Linked DNA regions of Homo sapiens: region 2 is linked to region 1. A link is an interaction called in ENCODE POLR2A ChIA-PET data of the cell type or tissue named here. Cell type or tissue: OCI-LY7. All regions are shown on one strand. Links, peaks and the distances in the headings refer to the core of each region. The heading gives the core; the rest is flanking DNA.

Region 1 (9,603 bases), core at 2,297-7,296:
TGAGCCACCGTGCCCGGCCTATGTGGGTTTTTTGTTGTTGTTTTCTTTTGAGTAGCAACAACTCCAGCCATTTATTCATTGAGTGGATACAGGTTCTGTGTCAGGCATTGGAGATACAAAATGTATCAGAAGTATTCTGGGTTGTTGAGAAGCTCACAGACTAAATCAGACACGTAAGCAAAAATAAAATAAAATACTCTTTTGTGCTTTCTAGAATAGAGATATTCATTTATCCATCCATTGATTCATTGAAAACCATTTATTTTGTGCCTACATTTACCTAGAGAGACTGAAGCATTAAAAATGAGTCCCATGAAATTTTCTAGATGCTATGATAGGAATCGGTAGCATCAGTTTAACCTGAGGAGGCACAGCAGGGGATGAGGGAAACGTTTAGGGGACTCCTCATAAAGATAAGACTTTTAACATACTTAATATTTACATAGTGTATTAGTCTGTTTTCATGCTGCTGATAAAAACATACCCGAGACTGGGAAGAAAAAGGTTTAATTGGACTTAACAGTTCCCCATGGCTGGGGAGTTCTCTCATAATCATGGGGGAGGGTGAAAGGCACTTCTTACATGGCAGCAGCAAGAGAGAATGAGGAAGAAGTGAAAGCAGAAACCCCTCATAAACCCCTCAGATCTGGTGACACTTATTCACTATCACGAGAATAGTCTGGAAAAGACCGGCCCCCATGATTCAATTACCTCCCCCCTGGGTTCCTCCCACACCACATGGGAATTCTGGGAGATACAATTCAAGTTGAGATTTGAATGGGAACACAGCCAAACCATGTCACATAGCATGTGTTATGTGCTTGGTCCTGTTCTTTTTTTTTTTTTTTTTTTTTGAGATGGAGTCTCACTCTGTCGCCCCAGGCTGGAGTGCAGTGGCGCGATCTCGGCTCACTGCAAGCTCCACCGCCCGGGTTCACGCCATTTGCTGGCCTCAGCCTCCTGAGTAGCTGGGACTACAGGCACCCGCCACCGAGCCTGGCTAATTTTTTGTATTTTTAGTAGAGACGGAGTTTCACCGTGGTCTCCATCTCCTGACCTTGTGATCTGCCTGCCTCGGCCTCCCAAAGTGCTGGGATTACAGGCATGAGCCACCGCGCCTGGCCGTGCTTGGTCCCGTTCTAAACACTTTACGAAGATGAACTCATTGAATCTGCATAAGAAAACTATGAAGTACTTACAATTATGATCCCCATACACAGAAGACCTAGGCACAGAAAGGTTAAATAACTTGCCTAGGGTTATGTAGCTAGTAAGGGCAGAACTCGGAGTTGAACCCAGGTGATTTGGCTCTAGAATTAGAGATGATTCTTAAATGAGGTTTTTTTGTTTGTTTGTTTGTTTGTTTTTATTTTGAGACAGAGTTTCACTTTTGGCACCCAGGCTGGAGTGCAGTGGCGTGATCTCGGGTCACTGCAACCTCCGCCTCCCGGTTCAAGCAATTCTCCTGCCTCAGCCTCCTGAATAGCTGGGATTACAGGCATGCGGCACCACACCCGGCTAATTTTGTATTTTTAGTAGAGACAGTTTCTCCATGTTGGTCAGGCTGGTCTTGAACTCCTGACCTCAGGTGATCTGCCCTCCTCAGCCTCCCAAAATGCTGGGATTACAGGTGTGAGCCACAGCGCCTGGCTTGAATGAGCCTTAAATGAGATCCAGAGATATGAAAAGCAGGTAGTTAGTTACCATTTGGAGAGGGATTCCGGAACCTAGAGAGAGATGAGGCTGAAGAGGCGGGAAGAAACCAGATGGCAAGGACTTTGTCTCATGCGCAAAGCATATAATTTATAGAAAGCAGAGAAAAATGGAAGCTAAAAAAGAAGAAAAAGGTCATGGCTGGGCGCAGTGACTCACGCCTGTAATCCCAGCACTTTGGGAGGCTGAGTCGGGCAGATCACTTGAGGTCAGGAGTTCGAGACCAGCCTGGCCAACATGGTGAAACCCTGTCTCTACTAAAAATACAAAAATTAGCCGGGCGTGGTGGCGGGTGCCTGTAATCCCACTTACTCTAGAGGCTGAGGCACAAGAATCACTTGAACCTGGGAGGCGGAGGTTACCGTGAGCCAAGATTGTGGCACTGCACTCCAATGTGGGCCATAGAGTGAGTCTCAGTCTCAAAAAAAAAAAACCAATAAAAATAAAAATAAAAAATTAGCAGGCCAGGCATGGTGGCTCATACCTGTAATCCCAGCACTTTGGGAGGCTGAGGTGGGTGAATCACGGTCGGGAGTTTAAGACCAGCCTGGTCAACATGGCTAAACCCCATTTCTACTAAAAATACAAAAAAATAGCTGGACGTGGTGGTGGGCACCTATAATCCCAGCTACTCAGGAGGCTGAGGCAGGAGAATCACTTGAACCCGGTAGGCGGAGCTGCAGTGAGCTGAGATCATGCCACCGCACTCCAGCCTGGGCGACAAGAGTGAAACTCTATCAAATAAATAAATAAATAAATAAATAAAAGAAGAGGTATGGAGACATAGCCAAACACTGCAGAGAGCTCACATGTTTCGTGTCATCTCGTTTTTCCAAATCAGCAATGACAGCAGGATGAGTGGGCCAACTCTAAGGAATGTACATATAAGATTTAACTTCATTCATTGGTTCCATGTTTGTGGGATTTCTGCTATTTACATTTACTTCACAACATGTGCTCACCCAGAGTGTGCCTTTCATGCCAGAATTTTAGGATTGTACTTGCCTTACTAACACCAACTTGAGCAGAATGATATTATCACAGTCAAAATGGTTATTGCTGCAACAGTCTCTAAGTTCAGGATTTGCAGTTTGTCCAGCATCATCAAGCCTAGTTGACAGGATAGAAAAAGAGTTCCAAGTCTAAGCTTGTTTCACTCTCATTGACAAAAGAAAGGGCTTTTTATTGCTATTTCGTACTTGGTCTTAATACTCGATATGGATTGGGCCCCTGAGCAGAGGCAGTTGTTTCTTTGCTACCAGGTTGGTAATTTAGAGCCTGCCCATTTTGGAAAATAAATTAATCTCCAAGTCTGCCTTCCCCTCAAATGATAATGCTCTGCTTATTATATCAGTGAGCATTTACTGGAGCAACTACTTGGTACCTATTGGTCGCTCTGCTGAGTTCTGGGGAGTTGTAGGTGAACAGGACACTCTTCCTGCCCTCAGATGCTCACACTCATGTGGGGACAACTCACTTGTGTCCAACTCACTGTACTATAACATGGCATGTGATATTGAACAGGGAGCCCACAGGAGGGACAGTTGGGGAAGAAGGGTGATCTTTTAGCTAGATTTTTTTTTTCTGAGATATAATTAGCGTACTGCGAAATTCACCATTTTAAATTAGAAAATTCACCTTTTTTTTTTGGAGATGGAGTTTCGCTCTGTTGCCCAGGCTGGAGTGCAGTGGTGTGATCTCAGCTCACTGCAACCTCCACCTCCCTGGTTTAAGCAATTCTGCCTCAGCCTGCTGAGTAGCTGGGTCTATAGGTGTAGGCTGCCATGCCTGGCCAATTTTTTGTATTTTAGTAGAGATGAAGTTTCACCATGTTGCCCAGGCTGGTCTTCAACTCTTGAACACAGGCAATCTTTCCGCCTCAACCTCCCAAAGTGCTAGGATTACAGGCACGAGACACCGCGCCTGGCTGAAAATTCGCCATTTTAAAGTAGAAAATGCAGTGGCTTTTAGTAATTCACAAAGTTGTGCAACCACCACCATGATCTATTCCAGAATATTTTCTTTTCTTTTTCTTATTTTACTTTGAGACATGGTCTCACTCTGTGGCCCAGGCTAGAGTGCAGTGATGTGACCGCAGCTCTCTGCAGCCCCGATCTCCCAGGCTCAAGCAATCCTCCCAATGCAGCCTCCTGAATAGCTAGAATTAGAGGCGTGTGCCACCATACCTGGATAATTTTAAAATTTTTTGTAGAGATGGAGTCCCACTGTGTTGTACAGGCTGGTCTCAAACTCCTGGGCTCAAGTGATCCTCCTGCCACAGCCTCTTAAAGTGCTGGGATTACAGGCATGAATCACCATGCTCCGCCCTATTCCAGAATATTTTCATTATCCCAGAAAGAAAGTCCAAACCTATTAAGCAATCACTTCTCATTTCTCTCTCTCCCATCCCCTGGCAACCAGTAATCAACTTTTTGACTATAGATTTGCCTGTCTGGACATCTCACATAAATAGAACCATACGATATGTGGCCTCTCATGTCTGGCTTATTTCTCTTAGCATATATGTTTTCAGGATCCATCCATGTTGTGGCATCTATCAATACTTCATTCCTTTTTATGGCTGAGTAATATAATAGTCCATTGTACGGACATACCAGATTTTGTTCATCCATTCATCAGTTGATGGATGTTTGGGTTCAGCTGGACTTTGAATAAATAGATTTTTGCACAGCGTAGAAGAGATGTTGTGATTTACGGAAGATAAAACACATCATTTTAAAGTAACACATATGTTTGCGGGCTTTTTTTCTGACAGGGTCTTGCTCAGTTGCCCAGGCTGGAGTAGAGTGACACAATAATAGTTCACTGCAGCCTCGATCTCCTGGTCTCAAGTGATCCTCCCACCTCAGCCTCTCCACGCCTGGCTAACTTATTTTTGTTTTTGTTTTTAGTAGAGAGGAGGTGTCACTGTGTTGCTCAGGCTTGTAACACATGTTCATGTTAGTACTTACATCTCAGTACTTACTGAATGCCATGCACATTTCAAGTCCTTTACAAATAGTAACTTCCTCAGTCCTCATCACAACCCTACTAGATGGCAAATGAGGCACAAAGAGGTAAAGCAATTTGCCCAGGTTGCCAGCCAGCAAGTGGAGAGCCAGAGACCAAATCCAGGCAGTGTGGCTTCAGAGTTCATCTCTCAACCACCAAGCTGTGCTGCAGAGCAGGGGCTTGGGGCCAGGCGGGCCGTCGGTGAAACTGTCCAGGTGGGGCTAAAGGGCAAAGAGGGTGCAGGAGAGAGTGATGGATGAGGCCAGAGATTGTGTGTCCTCTGCTGTCAGTAGCTGTCCATCTGGAAGACAGATCTGACCATGTCATTCACTTGTTAAAAACTGCCACTAGTCCACCGTTTTTCTTTTCTTTTTTTTCTTACCGAGACCACATTTCCCAGAAGTTCCCTGATTCTCTACAGTAGTTTCTCGGTAACAATCATTTCCCTACTACCTTTTCAATTTCCCCATATCTATATATCACCTACATCATCATTTAATATTTTTCTTTTTCTTTCTTTCTTTCTTTTTTGTTTTTTTTTTGAGATGACGTCTCACTGTGTCACCCAGGCTGGAGTGCAGTAACGTGATCTTGGCTCACTGCAACCTCTACCTCCTGGGTTTAAGAGACTCTCCTGCCTCAGCCTCCTGAGTAGCTGGGATTGCAGGCGTGCACCACCACACCCGGCTGTTTTTTTTTTTTTAAGTAGAGAAAGGCTTTCACCGTGGTGGCCAGGCTGGTCTCGAATTCCTGACCTCAAGTGATCCGCCTGCCTCAGCCTCCCAAAGTGCTGGGTAATATTTTTCTTTAAATCAACTCACTTTTGTTTTACTAAAATCCATTTACTTAAAGTGGAACACTATCTCATTTCTTAAATGGAAAACCCGTATTTTTCTTTCTTTTTTTTTAAGATGGAGTCTCGCTCCCCTTGCTCAGGCTGGAGTGCAGTGGTGCGATCTGGGCTCACTGCAACCTCCACCTCTCGGGTTCAAGTGATTCTCCTTCCTCAGCCTCCCAAGTAGCTGGGATTACAAGTGTGTGCCACCTCGCCTGGCTAATTTTTGTATTTTTAGTAGAGACGGGGTTTCACCATGTTGGCCAGGCTGGTCTCAAACTCCTAACCTCAGGTGATCTGCCCGCCTTGGCCTCTCAAAGTGCTAAGATTACAGGCGTGAGCCACCGTGCCCGGCCGAAGACCAGTATTTTTCTAATATGCATATAAATTATCCAAACCTTGAAAATGAAATGCCTCCACTCATTTGCCACCTAAAAGCAGCAGTGTGTGGTATACATATGGAGAAATCAGGGCTTACAGAATGAGGTTTGAACACTATACTAGGCCCTTCAAAACTGGGGTTCAGTCTGTGCTCCAGCCCCAGAGCTGGCTCATGCACTTTTGTAAGAGCCATGTGGCGCGCCGGGCAGAGTGGTTCACGCCTGTAATCCCAGCACTTTGGGAGGCCAAGGCGGGCAGATCACCTGAGGTCAGGAGTTGAAGACCAGCCTGGCCAATATGGTGAAACCCCGTCTCTACTAAAAATACAAAAAAATTAGCTGGGCGCGGTGGCGGGTGCCTGTAATCCCAGCTACTTGGGGGCCTGAGGCAGGAGAATTGCTTAAACCTGGGAGGCGGAGGTTGCAGTGAGCCAAGATTGCGCCATTGCACTCCCGTCGGGGCAACAAGAGCGAAACTCCTTAACAACCACGACAACAACAACAACAAAAGACCAGGTGCGGTGGCTCAAGTCTGTAATCCCAGCACTTTGGGAGGCTGAGGTGGGTGGATCACGAGGTCAGGAGTTCGAGGCCAGCCTGGCCAATATGGTGAAACCCCGTCTCTACTAAAAATACAAAAATTAGTCAGGCGTGGTGGTGTGCACTTGTAGTCCCAGCAACTCAGGAGGCTGAGGCAGGAGAATTGCTTGAACCCCGGAGGCAGAGGTTGCAGTGAGCTGAGATTGCACCACTGTACTCCAGCCTGGGCGACAGAGCGAGACTCCGTCTCAACAACAACAACAACAACAAAGAGCCATGTGGCAATCGTGAAATGTGTCTTTCTCATTCCTGGACTGGACTCATCATGCTTATTTTTTTTTATTTTTTATTTTTTAGAGAGACAAGGTCTTGCTTTGTTGTCCAGGCTGGAGTACAGTGGCACAATCACCACTCACTGCAGCCTTTAACTCCCAGGCTCAAGCAATCCTCCCTCCTCAGCCTCCCAAGTAGCTGAGACTACAGGCAGGTACCACCATGCCTGGCTAATTTTTAAAACAATTTTTTAGACATGGAGTTTTGCTATGTTGCCCAGGCTGGTTTTAAACTCCTGGCTTCAAGGGATCCTCCTGCCTTAGCCTCCCAAAGTGTTGGGATTACAGGTGTGAGCCTCCACACCCAGCCCATCATGCTTTTTCATTGCAGCATGTTGTTACTCTGTCTTTCCTCCTTTCCATCCATCCTTTGCTAGGACCAGCTCAAATAACTTCTCTTAAAGCATCTCAGATCTTCTGGATCCCTCCAGAACTTGGCTCTGCCAGGTCCTGTGTAATATTACAGACACTTGTTTAGTTTGTCCCTACCAGACTGTGAGGTGTCTCAAGGTTGGGGACATTATTTGTTGAATGGATAAATGGTTGGTTAGGGCCAAAGGGTGAAGACCTTGAATGTGATGGTAGGTGTTATGGATCGCAGCATTCCCAAAACATGTTTTGAAATGAACATGATCAGTGCTGTTTTTCACTATGCTGGGTGTGGTTGGTTGTGTGGAGACTGAATGAAGGAATGAGATCCTGGAGTCAGGGACAGGAACATAAAATCAGCACTGATTGAAATGCCTGGTGCCGGCTGGGAGTGTGGCTCACGCCTGTAATCCCAGAATTTTGGGAGGCCGAGGCAGGCAGATTACTTGAGCTCAGGAGCTCGAGACCAGCCTGGGCAACATGGTGAAACCCCGTCTCTACAAAAAATACAAAAATTAGCTGGGTGTGGTGGTGTGCTCCTGTCATCCCAGCTACTTGTGAGGCTGAGGTGGGAGTAGCACTTGAGCCTGGAGGTCGAGGCTGCAGTGAGCCAAGGTCATGCCATTGCACTCAAGCCTGGGTGACAGGATGAGACCCTATCTCAAAAAAAAGAGAGAGAGAGGGAGAGAGAGGAGAGAAGAGGAGAGGAGGGGAGGGGAAAGGAGAGGAGGGAGGAGAGGAGAAGAAGCCTAGTGCCAAAGAGGAGTCACTAAATCTAAAAATATATGTACATTATAACTCAGTGATTCCACTCCTAGGTTATATACTCAACAGAAATTTATACATATGTTCACCAAAGGAAAAGTTTAACAATGCCCTTAATAGCACCATTAAAAATATCCCCATACTGGAAGCAACTCAGATATCCATTAATAGTAGATGAATTAAAAAATTGTGGCTTATTCATTGAATGGGATACTACATAAAATGAGAACAAACAACTATTATGGTATGCAAAAATGTGCTTAAAGCCACAAACCCATGTTCAGTGAAAGAAGCTAACAGGGTGTATCCTGCAAAATCTCTTTTATATAAAGTTCAAAAACAGACAAAATGAATCTAGTGTTAGAAATCAGGAGAGCAGTCAACCTTTGGTGGGCGATGACTATATGTAGGACTTCTGGGGTGCTGACTATATAAGTACTATGTTCAGTTTGTTAAAGTTGACTGAGGAGTACTCTTCAAAAAAAATTTTTTTTTAAAGATGGGATCTGACTATATTGCTCAGGCCAGCCTTGAACTCCTGGGCTCAAGCAATCACATGCTTCAGCCTCCCAAAGTGCTGGGATTACAGGCATGGTGGACCATCACACCTGGCCTGGGGTACTCTCTTAACTTGTGAATTTTCTATTTATATATGATACTTCAGTGAAAAGTTTATATTTTAAAAAATGGGAAGAAAAGTGATTTGCAAAAATAAAAACTTTTCCTGTTTCAGGAAGAAATAAAGAGCTGACTTAATAAAAAAATAAACAGAGAAATAAACAATGAATCTAAGATTCTGAGCTGCTTCTCTCAATTGCCCATTTGGCTAGTTGTCTTGAGATTTATGATATTCCTTTTTTTTTTTTTTTTTTTAAACGGATTCTCACTCTGTCGCCAGGCTGGAGTGCAGTGGTGTGATCTCAGCTCACTGCAACCTCCGCCTCCTGAGTTCAAGTCATTTTCCTGCCTCAGCCTCCCAAGTAGCTGGGACTACAGGCGTGCGCCACCATGCCCAGCTAATTTTTGTATTTTTAGTAGAGACGGGGTTTCACCATGTTGGCCAGGATGGTCTCGATATCTTGACCTCATGATCTGCCCGCCTCGGCCTCCCAAAGTGCTGGGATTACAGGCGTGAGCGACCGCGCCCGGCCGATATTCTACGTTTTGGCTCTAAAAGTAATAACTACTAACAATTGCATTTTGTTTTATAACATTCAAACCATATGGAGTCATTCTGTTTCCTCTTTAGAACATCTCTATGAGGTTCATTAATTATTCCCAGTCTCCATAGGAGAAAAATGGAAGGTACAGTGAAGTATCTTTTTTTTTTCTTTTTCTTTTTCTCGATGGAGTCTTGCTCTGTCACCCAGGCTGGAGTGCAGTGGTGCAGTGGTACAATCTCCACTCACTGCAACCTCCACCTCCCGGGCTCAAGCGATTCTCCTGCCTCAGCCCCTGAGTAGCTGGGATTACAGGTGCCGACCACCACACTTGGCTAATTTTTCTATTTTTAGTAGAGACAGAGTTTCACCATGTTGGCCAGGCTGGTTTCAAACTCCTAACCTCAAGCTCTCCACCCACATTGGCCTCCCAAAGTGCTGGGGTTACAGGCGTGAGCCACCACGCCCGACCCAGAGAGATTTCTTAATTTCCCCTA
Region 2 (9,603 bases), core at 1,679-6,678, 72 kb after region 1:
ACTTGAACCCAGGAGGCAGAGGCTGCAGTGAACCAAGATTGTGCCACTCCACTCCAGCCTGGACAACAGAGCAAGACTCCGTCTCAAAACAAACAAACAAACAAAAAACAAAAAAGCCTGGGCGCCATGGCTTACACCTATAATCCCAGCACTTTGGGAGGCCAAGGCGGGCAGATCACAAGGTCAAAAGATCGAGACCATCCTGGCCAACGTAGTGAAACCCTGTTTCTACTAAAAATACAAAAATTAGCTGGCCGTGGTGACGTGCGCCTCTAGTCCCAGCTACTTGGGAGGCTGGGACAGGAGAATCGCTTGAACCCGGGAGGCGGAGGTTGCAGTGAGCTGAGATCGTGCCATTGTACTCCAGCCTGGCGACAGAGCAAGACTCTGTCTCAAAAAAAAAAAAAAAAACAATACCAATAAAAGAGCATCCTACCTCACATATGTAATGGTATATTTGAAAATGCAGTAGAAGTTACTGGATCCCTTTTCTCATCTGTATCCAGATTTGCCAGGGAGTATATTCACTACCCTCTTGTCTGGACCTCTCCCTTTTCTTTCCTTCTGCCTGATCTCTGATCAAATTTGACGTCAGTGTTAATTTAGGTATGGAGCCTGCTGGTATTGAAAACTTATGCAAAAGTAACCCTGAAGTCCTTTGCTGTTTATAAACATAAATGTATAATTACCACTATGATGCAGACTGAAGAACTTTCCAAGACTTGATGTAGCTGGGCATGGTGGCACACGCACACGCCTGTAGTCCTAGCTACTTGGGAGGCTGAGGCATGAGGACCACTTGAGTCCAGGAGTTCAAGGCTGCAGTGAGCTGTGATTTATGATTGTGCCACTGCACTCTAGTCTGGGCAAAACAGTGACATCGCATCTAAAAAAAAAAAAAGAAGGAAAAAAAAGACTTGTCAGAGTAATTGCGCCGAATTTACATTTAGCCCATGGTGAATACAGACAACCAGTGACTTCATCACAAAGCCTTCCTGTAAAAGCTAAGATGTTGCTGAGATCTGCTTTCTGGACCCAAACAGATATTTGGAAAAATGGTTTTTGGTAGAGTGTAAGAGCAGTGAGTTTAAGGCTAATTCCAAACTTAATGATTTGCCCTTTTAAAATCAGTTCATCAGCCTGGGCAACACAGTGAGATCGTGTCTCTACAAAAAAATTTAAAAATTAGGCCAGGTATGGTGGCTCACGCCTGGAATCCCAGCACTTTGGGAGGCTGAGGCAGGCAGATTGCTTGAACCCAGGGGTTCAAGACCAGCCTGGGCAATGGTGAAACCCTATCTCTACAAAAATTAGCCAGGTGTGGTGGCTTGCACCTGTAGTCCCAGCTACTCAGGAGGATCTCCTGACCCGGAGGCTCAGTCAAGGCTGCAGTGAGCTGAGATGGAGGCACCACACTCCAGTCTTGGAGACAGAGAGAGATGCTGTCTTAAGAAAAAAAAAATAGCTGGGCATGGTGGTGCATCCCTGTAGCCCCAGCTACTTGTGAGGCTGAGGTGGGACGATTGCTTGAGCCTATGAGGTCAAGGCTGCAGTGAGCCATGATTATGCCACTGCACTCCAGCCTGGGCAACAGAGTGAGACCCTGTCTCAAAAATAAATAAATAACATAAAATAAAATTAGTTCATTCATGTGGGCAAAAGTTTCATAGATCTAGTGGTTAGTTACTTTGTCTGTGTGCTCTTTGATGTCTTGCTATTTGCCAAACAAGATAACCTATTTTCAAAACTGAAAAGGCAGGCTGGGCGCAGATCATTTGAGATCAGGAGTTTGAGACCAGCCTGGCCAACATGGTGAAACCCCTCATCTCTACTAAAAATACAAAAACTTAGCCTGGCGTGGTGGCAGCTGTCTGTAATCCCAGCTACTAAGGAGGCTGAGGCAGGAGAATTGCTTGAACCTGGGAGGCAGAAGTTATAGTGAGCTGAGATCATGCCACTGCTTTCTAGCCTGGATGACAGAGCGAGACTCTGTCAACAACAACAATAAAAAAAAAACAAAAACACACACACACACACCAAAAACTGCAAAGGCAGAGAGGTGGATATGAGCCATGACTCAACCAATAACATGGCAGGGAAGCAGACAATTACCTACAAAAGGAGGCCTGTCTACCTAAACGGAAGAGGTCTGGACCTACCATAGAGGAAGAAAAAGAAAATTGTGGGCATCAACAAAGTGTATGTGTCTTTTGGCAGAATAACAGGTCAATAATGGCTTTATGCTTTGTAGGATGGTATTTAATGCTCTAGAAAGCAAAGAGAATACTCCAAGGTTATGAAGCCGAAATTGGTAGCTAATGTCAGCGTTGAACCTTGAGGCAAATTTCATGGGTGATACTTAAATGTCAGCCCTGTAGTTTCCAAGAACAAGGTCTCCAAGCCAGTCATTAGACATGCATCAAAGTTCTGCTGAGGTGGGGCCTCATCCCGGGCTGCACTTTGGGTAAAGCAGGTTGCCCCAAGTGTGTCAGTGGTTGCTGCACCGTGGGCAGACAGAAATAGAATGTCTGACATTCACTTCAGCCATGCTCATTGGTTTCTATGCAGGTGTTGCCTGCCAAGAAGTAGCAGTAGAACAGCCGCATTGCTTTCATAAAGAATGACAAAATTTCTATGTCTGCAAAATAAATGAGTTATTTGAAACTAAGAACAAGGTCAGCAAAATACAAGTGACACCTCAAGCAAAGAATGAAGTGGGCATTGAAATACCATACCAGAGGCTGGGCGCAGTGGCTCACGCCTGTAATCCCAGCACTCTGGGAGGCCAAGGCGGGTGGATCACCTGAGGTCAGGAGTTTGAGACCAGCCTGGCCAACATGGTGAAACCCCATCTCTATGAGGGGGAAAAAAAATATATACGAGGCCAGGTGTGGTGGCTCATGCCTGTAATCCCAGCACTTTGAGAGGTCAAGGTGGGCGGATCATAAGGTCAGGAGTTCAAGACCAACCTGGTCAACATGGTGAAACCCAGTCTCTACTCAAAATACAAAAAGTAGCTGGGGGTGGTGGCAGGCGCTGGTAATCCCAGCTACTCGGTAGACTGAGGCAGGAGAATCGCTTGCCCCGGGAGGTGGAGGTTGCAGTGAGCCGAGATCTCGCCACTGCACTCCAGCCTGGGCGACAGGGCTAGACTCCGTCTGAAAAATACAAAAACAAAAACGAAAAAAAAAAATACAAAAATTAGCCAGACGTGGTGGTGGGCACCTGTAATCCCGGCTACTCAGGAGGCTGAGGCAGGAGAATCGCTTGAACCCGGGAGGCGGAGGTTGCAGTGAGCTGGTATGTGCCACTGCACTCCAGCCTGGGTGACAGAGCAAGGCTCCGTCTCAAAAAAAAAAAAAAAAAAAGAAATACCATACCAGGCTGGTATGAAAAGGTGCTGAACACAAACCAGGCCTTTCAGTCTAGGCATGTCAGTACCCACTGATTTTTGTTCATCTATACCTGTGTAATCAGTGATTCTTGGAATCTTAAAATATTGGAGTTGTAAGGAACCCTAGAGGTCTTAAGAAAATAATGATGATTTACATTTACTGAGGGTTCACTATATGCCAGGCATAAGGAAGTCTTTTACTTGTATTATCAGTTTTACTTGTATAGCCTCATTTGATCTCTTCCATAATCTCTAAAGAAGGGGCTAGGATTCCTATTTTGTCAATAAGAAAACAGACTTAAAAGACAACAGGGAACTCACACAAGGTCATACAGTTCATGCATGGCAGAGCTGGCTCACATACCTACGTCAGTCTGAGGCGAGTTTGCATTTTTTTTTTTTTTTTTTTCTGAGACGGAGTCTTGCTCCATCGCCCAGGCTGGAGTGCACTGGCACGATCTCGGCTCACTGCAAGCTCCGCCTCCCGGGTTCACGCCATTCTCCTGCCTCAGCCTCCAGAGTAGCTGAGACTACAGGCGCCCGCCACCATGCCTGGCTAATTTTTTTGTATTTTTAGTAGAGATGGGGTTTCACCGTGTTAGCCAGGATGGTCTTTATCTGCTGACCTCGTGATCCGCCTGCCTCGGCCTCCCAAAGTGCTGGGATTACAGGCGTGAGCCACCGCACCCGGCCGAGTTTGCATTTTTTAACTACCAGCTCCTTAGAGGGCCAAGGGATTCTCAGAAAAAGGTATGTCCATCGACATTCTGACCAGGTCCCCAGGAGTTCGCTAACTCACAGTTCAGTGAAAATGACCAAAGGATGCATTGAAAATCATGGAATCTACACCCTGAATTTTAGCTATACGGAGTGTAATATGCAATTATAAAATGTATTGGTGGGTTCTATTTTGGCCTCTAGCTCCCACATCACTAAGGAACTTGCTGTAACCCTTAACCCAGGTGGCTAAGGGCACAGTGTGGATCCCAGCTGCTCTGCTGTCCCTTGAACTGTTTTTTCTCCAGGGCATCTTCTTGTGTTTCAAGTTTCAATCATGTTGTGAATTTTAAAAAATTACCAGGCTAGGCATGGTGGCTCAGGCCTGTAATCCCAGCACTGTGGGTGGCTGAGGTGGAAGAATCACTTCAGCCCACGAGTTCAAGACCAGCCTGGGCAACATAGTGAGACCCCATCTCTAAAAAAAAAATAAATTAAAAAATATTAGCCAGGCGCCAGGCATGGTGGCTCATGCCTGTAATCCCAGCACTTTGGGGAGGCCGAGGCATGTGGATCACCTGAGGTTGGGAGTTTGAGACCAGCCTGACCAACACGGGGAAACCACATCTCTACTAAAAATACAGAATTAGCCGGGCGTGGTGGTGCATGCCTGTAATCCCAGCCACTCGGGAGGCTGAGGCAGGAGAATCGCTTTAACCTGGAAGGCAGAGGTTGTGGTGAGCTGAGATCACACCATTGCACTCCAGCCTGGGCAATAATAGTAAAACTCCATCTCAAAAAAAAAAAAGAATTAACCAGGCATGGTGGCACGCACCTGTAGTCCCAGCTACTGGGGAGAGGGAGTGGCAAGGGTCTAGGATGCAAGGATCATTTGAGCCCGGGAAGTCGAGGCTATAGTGAGCCATGTTTTTGCCACTGCACTCTAGCCTGGGTGACAGACTGAGATCCAGTCTCAAAAAATAAAACAAAATAAGACAAATCAATTCACAGACAACACTTACTGAGACTCTGATTTAATTGGTCTGAAGGGGAGCCCAGGAATCAGTATTTTTTAAAAATGTATAGATAACCTCTGGTGTAAACTTTTGCTTATTGGCCTGATGAATGTCTTTGTATTGCTCTTTCCTACCTGAGAGCTTTTTTTTCCCTTCTTCTTTTTTTTTTTTTTTCTTTTGAGACAGAGTCTTGCTCTGTTTCCCAGGCTGGAGTGCAGTGGTGCGGTCTCAGCTCACTGCAACTTCTGCCTCCCGAGTTCAAGTGACTCTCCTGCCTCAGCCTCCCAAGTAGCTGAGACTACAGGCATGCACCACCACACCCAGCTAATTTTTGTATTTTTAGTAGAGATGGGGTTTCACCATGTTGGCCAGGCTGGTCTTGAACTCCTGACTTCAGGTGAACCGCCTACCTTGGTCTCCCAGAGTGCTGGGATTGCAGGTGTAAGCCACTGCATCTGGCCTCAGAGAGCATAATCTGTATTCCCTAGCAGCTGTTTTTACTATTGTTTTTCTTATAGTCTTCAAAGATGTATTGGGCTTTGAAAACCTTTTGGCTCCTAGGAAGAAGCTATTTCTGCTTGGTGGAGTCCTGTCTGAAAGTGAATTCTCTGTTTACACTGCCCCATTCATATCCTGTCCCATGAACTACAGCTACAGATCCTCTTTGTAACACTGCTCAGAATAGAAAGTTTAATTACTCTACCCCTAAAATTTTGCAGATTGCAAGAGGCTATAAGCTACTGGTATAGCCTAGAGATCAAGGGATCTTGTGTGGTGTTATGACAACTACTTCTATTTATATGTGATGTTCACTTTAAATATACACAGACATATCTGTACGTTAGTTGAAGGGGGTCTCAAAAATCTCATCTGACCTTTAATTAGACTCCAATAAGAAGTGGTTAAGACATTGACGTATGGGCCAGGCGTCTCAAAAAAAAAATGGAAAAAAATATTTAAAAAGAAAAAAAAAAGGAAAAAGAATAATATTTTTTTTAAAAAGGCCAGGCATGGTGGCTCACGCCTGTAATCCCAGCACTTTGGGAGGCTGAGGCGGGTGGATCATGAGGTCAGGAGATCAAGACCATCCTGGCCAACATGGTGAAACCCTGTCTCTACTAAAATACAAAAAATTAGCTGGGTGTGGTGGCACATGCCTGTAGTCCCAGCTACTCGGGAGGCTGAGGCAGGGGAATCACTTGAACCCAGGAGGTGGAGGTTGTAATGAGCCGAGATCGTGCCACTGCACTCCAACCTGGTGACAGAGCAAGACTCCATCTCAAAAAAAAAAAAAAAAAAAAAATGCCGGGCGTGGTGACTCACGTCTGTAATCCCAGCATTTTGGGAGGCTGAGGAAGGTGGATCACGAGGTCAGGAGATCGAGACCATCCTGGCTAACACAGTGAAACCCCGTCTCTACTAAAAATACAAAAAATTAGCCGGGCATGGTGGCTCCCACTTGTAGTCCCAGCTACTTGAGAGGCTGAGGCAGGAGAATCTCTTGAACCCAGGAGGTAGAGGTTGCAGTGAACTGAGACTGCGCCACTGCACTCCAGCCTGGGTGACAGAGCAAGACTCCATCTCAAAAAAAAAAAAAAAGATAAAAAAAAAAGAGAGAGATTGATGTATGGCAAAACCAAGGCTGGGAGTTCAGGCCCCACAGAATACCCAGGTCTAGAACTCCTGTCTTTGGAAGCTAATTCTCTTTTGTCCTCACCCCCCTGCCTCACTTAACGATATCTTTCACGGCCTTTCCTCTTCATTCGCACTACCATCTTCCTAGTTCAAGTCATAATGTTAATTCCTAAATTACTGCACTAGCCAGAGAAGGAGGAAAAAAACTGTAAGAAACCACATCAAAATGTCATCTGTGGTTGGTAGACATCTGATTTTAATTTTTTTATATCTGCTTTTCTGACATTTATACATTTTACATAATAAACAAGTTTTATTTTCCTAAAGGAAAAACACACATCATTACTGGCATAGCCTTCACCCTGGTATCTGAGCGCATGTCCATTGTACAACCTATCTGTGCCTAGCTATCAGAGTTGCCTTTCTAAAATGTGTTCTCCAGGCTCCTCTGAAACCCTCAGGGTGTCCTGGAATTTCAAAGTCATAACCCAGACCCACCCTTCCGCCTATCCCCTTATCTCCAACCACACCCAACCCAACCCTCTCTGCTTGGCAGGCCAGCATCCTCCTTGTCCTAGGACCAGGGGAGCTCCATTCAGCTCCTTCGCAGCTACTCTCCTCTATACAGAGAACCCCATACTCTTTGTCCTTTCCTCTTTATCTCTCCAGATGTTATCCTTTGAAGCTCAGCTAGTCTGTGGCCAGACCACCCTGATCACTCCCGATCTCATCTGAAGCTCACCTCAACTCCTTCCTTCTCCAGGTCACCTTTGTCACCTTTTTTAATCTGCATCGGGAATGGCAAACAGGTTTCGTTTTATGTAAACCAAGTCCATGCCATTGACAATGGTTGCATAGAGAATTCTATTTTATTTATTTATTCCAGAGTCTTACTCTGTCACCCAGGCTGGAGCGCACTGCCGCGATCATGGCTCACTGTAGCTTCTACCTCCAGGGCTCAAACAGTCCTCCTGCCTCAATTTCTGAGTAGCTGGGACTACACGCATGCACCCCCATGCCCAGCTAATTTTGTTTGCTTTTTGTAGAGACAGGTCTCACTATGTTGCCCAAGCTGGTCCCCAACTCCTGGGCTCCAAGGATCCTCCCACTTCAGCCTCCCAAGGTGCTAGGGTGGCAGGTGTGAGCCACCGTGCCTCGCCTTGCATGGAGAATTCTGAAAGCCTGCCCATGTTCAAAGGAAAAAGAGTCCTGTGATCATAGTGGTTTTTGCCATAGGCAAAAGAAGGAAAAGTGACAGAATGAATGTGACATATTTTTCATCCAGATTATAATAATTATTTTAGACCTGTGATGTCCAGTACGGAAGTCCCTAGCCACACATGGCTATTTAAATTCAGATTAAAAAGAAGAAAAATAGGGCTGGACGCGGTGCTTCACGCCTGTAATCCCAGCACTTTGGGAGGCCGAGACGGGTGGATCACAGGTCAGGAGTTCAAGACCAGCCTGGCCAATATAGTGAAACCCTATCTCTACTAAAAATATAAAAATTAGCTGGGTGCGATGGCGTGTGCCTGTAGTCCCAGCTACTTAGGAGGTGAGACAGGAGAATTGCTTGAAACCAGGAGGTGGAGGTTGCAGTGAGCTAAGATTGTACCACTGCACTACAGCCTGGGCAACAGAACGAGACTCCATCTCGAAAAAAAGAAGAAGAAAAATAATAATAATTTAATTAAAATTAAGTACAGAAGATGCTCCACCTAGAATTTTTAAACTTCATGATCGTCCAGGCATGGTGCCTCACACCTGTAATCCCAGCACTTTGAGAGGCCAAGGTGGGCGGATCACCTGAGGTCGGGAGTTCCAGACTAGCCTGGCCAACATGGTGAAACCCCGTCTCTACTAAAAATGCAAAAATTAACCAGGTGTGGTGGCACACGCCTGTAATCCCAGCTCATCGGGAGGCTGAGCCAGGAGAATCGCTTGAACCCGGGAAGCGGAGGTTGCAGTGAGCCGAGATCACACCACTGTAATCCAGCCTGGGTGATAGAGTGAGACTCCATCTCAAAAAAAAAAAAAAAAAAAAAAGGGGGTCTAATATCCTTAAAATCCATCGTGAAGTTTATTTACTTTTATTTTAATATTTATTTATTTATTTATTTATTTATTTATTTATTTATTTATTATTTTTTAGATGGAGTCTCGCTTTGTTGCCCAGGCTGGAGTGCAGTGGCACAATCTCGGCTCACTGCAACCTCCGCCTTCCGGGTTCAGGCAATTCTCCTGTTTCAGCCTCCCAAGTAGCTGGGATTACAGGTGTGTGCCACCACACCTGGCTAATTTTTGTATTTTTAGTAGAGAGAGGGTTTTGCCATGTTGGCCAGACTTGTCTCGAGCTCTTCGGGTGATCTGCCCACCTCAGCCTCCCAAAATGCTGGGATTACAGGTGTGAGCCACCATGCCCCGCCTTAGATGCTTTTTTTTTTTTTTTTTTTTTTTTTTTTGTGACAGAGTCTCCTTCTGTCACCCAGGCTGGAGTGCAGTGGCACGATCTTGGCTCACTGCAGCTTCTGCCTCCCAGGTTCAAGTAATTCTCCTGCCTCAGCCTCCTGAGTAGCTGGGATTACAGGCATGTGCTACCATGCCCAGCTAATTTTTATTTTTAGTAGAGACAGGGTTTCACCATGTTGGCCATGGTTGGCCCATCTGGTCTCAAACTCCTGACCTCAAGTGATCTGCCCACCTTGGCCTCCCCAAAGTGTTGGGATTACAGGCGTGAGCCACCTCGCCCAGCCACATTTTTGACTTATGATATTTTTTACTTATGATGGGGTTAATGGAAAGTAGCCCATTGTAAGTCAAGGAACATCTGTAAAATTAAAA

What was found. Peaks named below come from ENCODE experiments on the same cell type or tissue, not always from the same donor. Only the 100,000 strongest peaks of a DNase experiment are listed, where the experiment ranks them.
Region 2: POLR2A ChIA-PET joins it to region 1 with 5 read pairs; 4 of 35 experiments call an interaction of 5 or more read pairs at or near these places.

What each region holds. Positions count from the first base shown.
Region 1 is chr4:40,601,862-40,611,464 of GRCh38, reverse strand. The region is part of intron 1 of RBM47 (RNA binding motif protein 47); the gene reads left to right. Among named protein-coding and RNA genes, the nearest start is that of RBM47, 23 kb to the left of the region's middle. In OCI-LY7, for the core only: a CTCF peak has its summit at 4,875; no DNase peak of the experiment used is centred there.
Region 2 is chr4:40,529,137-40,538,739 of GRCh38, reverse strand. The region is part of intron 2 of RBM47 (RNA binding motif protein 47); the gene reads left to right. Among named protein-coding and RNA genes, the nearest start is that of MIR4802, 32 kb to the right of the region's middle. In OCI-LY7, for the core only: no CTCF peak of the experiment used is centred there; DNase peaks (open chromatin) are centred at 2,489 and 3,759; H3K4me3 peaks cover 2,022 bases; H3K27ac peaks cover 3,278 bases.